Regions from separate parts of the Homo sapiens genome. Here region 1 is linked to region 2. The links are chromatin contacts, found by Hi-C or POLR2A ChIA-PET in ENCODE. All regions are on one chromosome and are shown on one strand. The core of a region is the stretch at or near the end of the contact, and the rest is flanking DNA. Distances in the headings are between cores, read along the strand shown. Region 1 has its middle 50 kb from the start of FOXN3-AS1. Region 2 overlaps LOC107984635 (a long non-coding RNA gene).

The links. A loop is a pair of places that touch in the nucleus more often than their neighbours do. ChIA-PET counts read pairs that join two places held with the same protein, here RNA polymerase II (POLR2A). Pooled maps may share reads with other maps.
Region 1: a map of natural killer cell shows a loop between it and region 2 (4-fold over the local background). The contact joins two enhancer-like sites. A Hi-C loop is called at or near these places in 6 of 168 maps with a recorded cell type or tissue (B cell, CD14-positive monocyte, CD8-positive, alpha-beta T cell and 3 more), 1 of 37 single-sample maps with no recorded cell type and 12 of 50 pooled maps. POLR2A ChIA-PET finds 5 or more read pairs at or near these places in 19 of 52 experiments (A549, B cell, CD4-positive, alpha-beta T cell and 15 more).

Annotation. Positions count from the first base shown.
Region 1 is chr14:89,465,258-89,469,446 of GRCh38, forward strand. It overlaps a transcript of FOXN3 not described here. Among named protein-coding and RNA genes, the nearest start is that of FOXN3-AS1, 50 kb to the left of the region's middle. RefSeq lists enhancers at 628-1,547, 1,548-2,467. Within about 2 kb of position 1,359, at least 5 of the 41 ENCODE cell types and tissues checked have a DNase peak (open chromatin) inside an H3K27ac peak, as active enhancers do; they include B cell and CD14-positive monocyte, where a contact is called at or near this core.
Region 2 is chr14:89,429,193-89,433,031 of GRCh38, forward strand. LOC107984635 (a long non-coding RNA gene) reads left to right here. Exons shown (of 2, transcript XR_001751025.2): 2 at 146-1,880. It also overlaps a transcript of FOXN3 not described here. Among named protein-coding and RNA genes, the nearest start is that of FOXN3-AS1, 14 kb to the left of the region's middle. RefSeq lists enhancers at 1-511, 2,921-3,474. Within about 2 kb of position 2,403, at least 2 of the 41 ENCODE cell types and tissues checked have a DNase peak (open chromatin) inside an H3K27ac peak, as active enhancers do; they include B cell and CD14-positive monocyte, where a contact is called at or near this core.

The sequences.
Region 1 (4,189 bases), core at 109-2,608, 35 kb after region 2:
TCTTGCTCTGTTGCCAGGCTGGAGTGCAGTCGCACGATCTTGGCTCACTGCAACCTCCGCCTCCCAGGTTCAAGCGATTCTCCTGCCTCAGCCTCCCAAGTAGCTGGGACTACAGGCACCCGCCACCACTCCCAGCTAATTTTTGTATTTTTAGTAGAGACGGGTTTTCAACACATTGGGTAGGATGGTCTCAATCTCTTGACCTCGTGATCCACCCTCCTCCCAAAGTGCTGGGATTACAGGCGTGAGCCACCGCGCCTAGCTTGAGTATGTCTTTATTAGCAGCATGAGAACGGACTAATACAATCCAGAAGAACTTTTCAAGGGGGTCCCACAAGGTTATGTTTTGTACCACTGTCTGCACTCAAAAGAGACTCCCTGAAACTCACAGGGTTCAGAGTTGCAAAGAATGTGAGGTGTGATCTAATACCTCCAACTTGAGCTATTTATCATTTCAGGTACTGAGAGGCTATGTTACATCCTCTCCAATTGATGAAGATTTGTTCTTAATCATTGACTGAGGGAGAAGACACTTGGAATTTTCCATTTAAATCTCAACTCAAGAGCTTTCTAGATGCAGTAAGCTAGGACATCACTCTGGATTGTATTGTAAAATTAATTCAAACATTGTTTCCAGTTTTTAGGTTTACATAAAACAGTGTCCTTTAAGACAGGCTGATTATTTGAACAGAATATCAGGGTCATTCCCATCTCCATCTCATTAGCTTTATTCACTTATGCACATGCACACACAAAGTATCTACCAGCTGCCCCCCACATAAGTCACAGTGTGATCGTCACTGAGCAGGTGGGTAGGGAGGAGTCAGCCAGCAAACACAGGGCTGCCCCTCCAGGAACTTCCTGGTATTCCAGCCTCCAGCAACGACTGAATGCCTCTAGTCTGCAGCTTCCACTTCATTTTCTTCCTTTTCATCTCTTTTCCATTAGTATCTGTGCCTTCCGAAATTACAACTTGGTCGTCTAAGGCATTCAAGTTGATCCGCTTAAGGCAAACTGAGATGTGAGTAACCAATACATCCAGACCTCCCGGGGGCCGCCATTTTGCTGACAAGTATGACTTTGCCACAAACTAAAATGAAGCTCCACTTATTTCTCCTCTTTTGCATCCTCTTCCAATTGACGGCAAATGCAGGGAATATGTTTTTCGTGCCAGTTGCTTTCTAAGGCCTCTTGACTGCTCAGATAACTGTTTTGCCCAAGAGCACTAACCCTGTCCATGTTGGAAACGTGCTTGGAGTCCTAATTCAGGGCCCATTCTAGGCATTTGGATTTGAGAGATGAATCAAGACCTTGCCCACCAGGAGCCCACAGCCTAGTGAAGCACACCACCCGCAGCAGCAGTTACAACACAGGAAGTGCTGCAAGGGAGGTGTGAACAGACTCTCACCAGGGACCACAGGCTACAAGGCCTCCCTAACTAAAGCCACCCCTCTAGCACGGCACAGAGAATTACATGGGACTTGGGGCAGCTGGCCAAGGACCTGTACCACTCCCTTTGGGTTTTACATTTCTCTCGAGGGTTTTCTCATTTCAATTACTGTTCCAGTCACCACACTGATCCCCTCAGGCCTACGGCAAGGTGGGGGCACACTGCTTTCATTACTGAAAAAGTAAGGCAGAAGAAAGGGAGAACATCTGAATCTTCATCTATGGAATGGGGAGGAAAAACAGTAGCTACAGTGTCTGCACATAAAGACGTGATCACAGCGCCTGACACAAAAGCAGCGTTAGCTTTCGTTGCTGGGACCTACCACTGTTGGGCGATGGTAATAATCATGAACTCAGATCCAATCCAGGACGGAGCCTGCTGGAGCCTGCCCGGGACTCCCAAGCACAGGCAGCTGCACATCACACCCCCTTCTCACGGTGGCTCTCCACCCAGACTCAGACACAGCTCTCTGCTAGGGAAGAAAGTGAGGGCTGGCCCGGCAGGACAAGCCCACATCCAGCAGAGACTGGTGTGATCCCACAGCTTCGCCTGTTCCCGGGGTGCGTGTCGCCATCCACCACCTGCTGTAACTCTGAGATCCTTGTGGGCAGGAAACATGGCTTCATTACACGTTGTAGAAAAGGGGCTGGGAACATGGGAAATTTCTAATCTGGAAGGGGCTCTTGGAGAGAGTTATGTCCAGCTGTTTCACTTTAAAATACAATTACTGATGACATATTTTTTAAATGCCGAAAAATTAAAAGAAAATTTAAATGGTCCACCTAATCCCCGACATAAACGGATTAGCCAAATGTAAATTTTTTTTAAGTGATAAACATGCCCTTTAAAAAAAAAAAGGCAAAACAGCACAGGAAGGAAGAAAATTAAAGCTAAAACATTTTGTTCCCTCTTGCTTTTTTTTTTTTTAAACATATGGGGTCTCACTGTGTTGCCCAGCTGCAGTCTCAAACTCCTGGGCTCAAGCTCCAGCAGTCCTCCCTCCTTAGCTTCCCAAATAGCTGAGACTATAGGTAAGTGCCACCAAGCCCACCAAGCTCCCAGCTAATTCTTCTTCTTCCTTTTCTTTTCTTTCTTTGTTTTTTTTTTTTTTTTTTTTTTTTGGGTAGAGATTAGGTCTCACTATGTTATTCAGGAGGGTCTCAAACTCCTGGCCTCAATCCTTCCTCCCACCTCAGCCTCCCAAAGTGCTGAGATTACAGGCATGAGCTAGCACTCCTGGCATTTTCCTCCTGCCCTGAGCCCCCAGTCCTTCCTACTTTTTTCTTGTGGATCCTGCCAAAAATAATAATTAAAATATGAGCATATATATGCATGCACATATATACATGCATCTACATAATTTGATTATTTTTTTTTTTATAAATAGGATCCCACTTTCCTGAAACTTGCTTTTTGTACTTCAGGCAATAAGCAAAGTTCTGAAGCCAAAATACTTGGTTTACAGGCTGGGCCCAGTGACTCACTTCTGTAATCTCAGCACTTTGGGAGGCTGGGGCGGGCGGATCACCTGACGTCAAGAGTTCAAGACCAGCCTGGCCAACGTGGTGAAACCCCGTCTCTACTGAAAATACAAAAATTAGCCAGGCATGGTGGGAGGCACCTGTAGTCCCAGCTACTTGGGAGGCTGAGACAGAAGAATTGCTTGAACCAGGGAGGTGGAGGCTGCAGTGAGCCGAGATCAAGCCACTGCACAACATCCTGGGTGACAGAGGAAGGCTGTGTCTCAAAACACACACACACACACACATACACACACACACACTTGGTTTGTACTCCACACTCCCATGCCAATTTCTAACTACAGTATGATCTTGAGCAGATTATATAACTTGACTGTGCCTCAGCTTTTTGATCTGAATGATGGGGATAGATGAGTTAACACACGTAAACTTCTTAGAATGCAGACAGCACTCAAATATGTATTGCTATTATTTACTCCTGTTATATCTTCGTACCCCCTCCCTATCCTCCTATTTAAATGCTGCCCAGTGTGCCAGGACGTATCATTTGGGCTTTGAACCAGTCCCCTGGTGGTGAATATCGAGGTTGTATCCAGTTTGGCTGTTGCTGTTACAAACAATATTAAGACATCCTTATTCACCAGTTGTTAATACTGTAGTGAGAAAATCCACCAGACATATTCCAAAGGGTGAACTTGCTGGGTCTGTGCATCATACATTTTGAGAGACGTCGCCAGATGCCCTCCCAAAATGCTCTGCCCATATACCCTGACACAAAAGCCAAGTGAACGTGCCTTTTCCCAGCCCCTCTCCAGAACTGGATATTCTCAAATTTTGCATCATATCTGCTCTCTAATAAGCAAGTGACAAAATGGCACTCCTTGTGTTGATTTGAACCTCTTTTATTATGAGTGAGGTTGAGAACTCTTTAATTTGCAGATGAGAGAAACTGAGACCCAGGGGTCCCCTAACTGGCTTCAAGTGTGACCCTGAGGTAGTCAGTGGCACAGACAAGCCTGAGGTCAGAACACCTGTCGGGGATCACCCTAAGATGCCCAGACCCACAGCACCAGGAGGAGTGTCTGACAGCCATCGGCCAATCCCTGCCTCCTCCCCTCTCCAAGGCATACCCAGTTGGGTTAGGGTGACCAGCAATCCCAAGGCAGGCAGAAGTTTCAGCCCTGTCCTCAGTCCAGGAAGCAGGGTTGAGGGGCTTCTCCAACTGAAGGTTGCTGCCTGCAGCTAGTAGATAAGGAAA
Region 2 (3,839 bases), core at 1,153-3,652:
AAAAAATGCAGTTTTCTTTGTCCGTGGAAATCTGGCCTCGCAGATTTATTTGCTGTAGCAAGTTTCTTTACCCTCATCACACTGATACTCAGAATTGAAACAGTTCAAACCTACCCTGAAACATCCTTCTCCCTCCAAATTCCAGTGACATCCTCGGTCTAAAACGCCTGGCACCATGTGGGAGCCTGGCTCCGCTGCCTCTCAACGCACTGGCTTGCTTTTTGCTTTTGAGTAGCTTGAATATCAAACCAAGCACAAAGGGAATCATACCCAGGAGTTGCTGGAAAAAGCTCATTTCATCCACCTCATTCCCCCATTCTCTCTGGCAGACACAACTGATTTTTTTTTTTTTGAAGCCTGAAAAACTTCTCATTTAAACTTGGGGTGCAAAAGGCATGTGAAGTGGGAGAGTTGCTGCCTGGACCAGCGAAGGGTTAGCCAGGGAAGGATTCAACGAAATACAAAAGCCAACACAGACCTGAAGGGGAACAGGCGGCCCCAGCAACAACTGCCAAACTGTCATTTTGCTCCGCGGCTGAACAGAAGGCTCGAGTAATGACAACCACAAAACTCATTTAAAGTCTGAAAAGGTGACTAATGAGCTCATTCATGCTGGCTATAAATTATTCACTACAACACTGATCCCACTCAAGACAAACAGTAAAGTAAACTTTAAACACAGACATCGCTGGCCTTCCAAAGTGGAACAAGTTATGCCTGTAAAAGTTTTCACAATGAGAGAGATACTTGTCTCCCCCTTGTCTATTGTCACATTCGTTCTTCTGTTTACTTTTTTTTACTGCCTTTAATCAAGTTTAAGCAGACACAGCTGTTACACATTTATTTCTCTGAGTTTTTTTCCATTAGTTATTACAAGCAATCATGATGCTCTAAAAATAGCAGCAAATTATATTCTCTAGAAATTGAAGGCTGACCTTAAAATGAAGCCCAGGTCTTCAGAAAGAATATTCATATGCACATGTTGGATAAATGACAACAATGCACAAAGGCAAAATAAAAGTACAAAGCTTTTTCCACTCTTTGAGAGGTTTTTGATTTGCTTCCAAATTTCCTTTGGTTCTGGTGGAAACAGGTTGCTTCAAAACCTTACCATACAGAACCTGCTTCCAGTGGTCATGATTCCAGTTTGAAGGATTTTCCTTCAAACTTACAATCTTAAGGCAATCAAAGAAGAAATGTTTCATTTAGGCTTTTTCAGCACAGATAAACACAGCAGCAGGTTGCTGAAAACCCACCACATTGCTGCAGACTACTTTCGGTTTCCTGTTTAATATTAAATAAAGAATTTTAGCTCTTCTGTTTTTATAAACTGTGCTATTTGCTACTACTGTCACTACTAAAAGCATTATGACTGGGTGGATAAGTAGTCCTATGATTTTCAAGCCTTCTTTTTTCTTTAATCTTAGTATCTATTTTGAAGACATCGCGAGAGTTAAGAGTCTCAAATCTGTTTAATTGATTTTTTTATTTTTAAAAGGCCCAAATAAGTACTTCCGTTAGCTCTTAGATCTCTGAACATTATGTATTTTTAAACCACTTTGAATACTTTGAAAAGGGCCACAGAAAACACTCATATTCAAATACCACCAGACGGAGGTTCTGCCTAACCAAAAGTAAAAGCAGAAAAGTTTAAAGCTGAATTGTGCCCTGCACACACCTTGAGATTGTAGGGGTGAAATGAATGGTCTTGGGCCGGGGATCTTGCTAAAGGCATGATAAATCATGCGTTGCAGGCAAATTAAGACCCAGGCTCTAACTTGAACCTCAGACTGTGCCAAACTCCATCTCCATTTAAGGAAAATGGTTTTCTCAGTTTCTTGCACATGACCTAAAGGCTTGTCCAGTCATTTCCGTTGTCTGAAATGCAAAGCAATCTTTCTTTTTTAAGTAGAGAAAGAAGAGTCCTGAAATATTTATAGGAAAGTGCTTCACTACCTACTGACAGCAATGTGGTTGGTCTCTACGTGTTTAGCACATTTTTTTTTGTTTGCTTGTTTCTTTGAGACAGAGTCTCTCTCTCTCTCCCAGGCTGGATGGAGTGCAGTGTTGTGATTTCAGCTCACTGCAACTTCTTCAGCTTCACTTGAACCGGGTTCAAGTGATTCTCCTGCCTTAGCCTCCCAAGTAACTGGGATGACAGGCGCCCACCACCACACCCGGCTAATTTTTGTATTTTTGGTAGAGACAGGGTTTCACCATGTTGGCCAGGCCGGTCTTGAACTCCTGACCTCAGGTGATCCACCCGCCTCGGCCTCCCAAAGTGCTGGGATTACAGGCATGGGCCACTGCGCCTGGCCAGCATGTTTTTTATCCATGTTTCTGTAGCTAGTCAAAAGCCATTCTTTTGACCCTCTGTGCAAGAGTTCTTGCAGCTGTTTGTTTTTGTTTTTTTATTTTGTTTCGATATGTTTTATTTTTTTAGAGCAGTTTAAGGTTCACAGCAAACTTGAGTGGGAGGTACAGAGATTTCTCATTATCCACTGCCCCAACACAAGCATAGTGCTGTGGTTGTTGTTTTGAGAAAGAATTTCACTCCTGTTGCCCAGGCTGGAGTGCAATGGCACAATCTTGGCTCACTGCAACCTCCACCTCCTGGGTTCAAGCAATTCTCCTGCCTCAGCCTCCCGAGTAGCTTGGATTACAGGCGCCCGCCACCACGTCCAGCTAATTTTTGTATTTTTAGTACAGACGGGGTTTCACCATGTTGGTCAGGCTGGTCTCAAACTCCTGACCTCAGGTGATCCGCCTGCCTCGGCCTCCCAAAGTGCTGGGATTACAGGCGTGAGCCACCACGCCCGGCTGTGTTGTTGCTTTTTTATAATCAAACAATATGTGATGTAAAAACCCAATTCCAACCAAAGAAATAGGAAAATCATAAAGAACATCGCATTGCAGTCTCTGCTGCTCCACAACTCGCCACTAACTGGATCCCTGTCACCTCTCTGTGGAAGGGTATAAAGGAAATATTGGTTTGAAACTAAGCCAAATGTCCCATCTTTTCCTAGCAATGTGTCTTGCAGGCAGACTCCACCTCTCCATTTATGGGTGGGAGACCTGGAATGTCCAGTGACGGCCCTAACACCACCCTGCTCCTAATTTTCCTAGGAAGGACCAAAGGTGATGTCAATTTTGCCTTGAGGACATTCAAGGCGCTTGAACAACAGGAGTCAAAACAATGAACACCAAGTACCCAATGACTGCGATCCAAAGGATTATAAAACATGCATAACAACAAAAGCTTCCTGCAGGCCAGGCACCGTGCCAAGAGCTTTACCTGCATTATTTATTCCATCTTTCCACCACCCTTACAGGATAGGTGCTGTCATCCTCATTTACAGATGAGGACACCAAGGCTTCAAGAAGCTCACTCATTTGCCAGAAGTGAAATGCAAACTTAAAGATCCCCATGTCCCTCTGGCCTGCACAGCCCCACCGCCTTGACCACTGCTCTCACCTGTCTATTGCTATTCTCCAAGATCTCATTTCCAAGATCACAGAATGTAACTTTCTGCTGGTCATCTCTACCTCTTAGGCTTCTTCTTCACAGTTTTGGGGTTTTTGGGAGGGAGTTTTTGTTTTGTTTTGTGGCATTGGTTTGGTTTGAGTTTTGCATAGCATTCTTCATTTTCTTTTTCTTTATTTAGAGATGGGGCAGAGGGGTCTCACTATATTGCCCAGGTCGGTCTCAAACTCCTGGGCTCAAGCGATTCTCCTGCCTTGACCTCCCAAACTCCTGGGATTACAGGCGTGAGCCAACGAGCACCTGGCCTGCATAGCATTTTTCAAGGGCTACTAATCATAGTCACCCTTTCTACCCT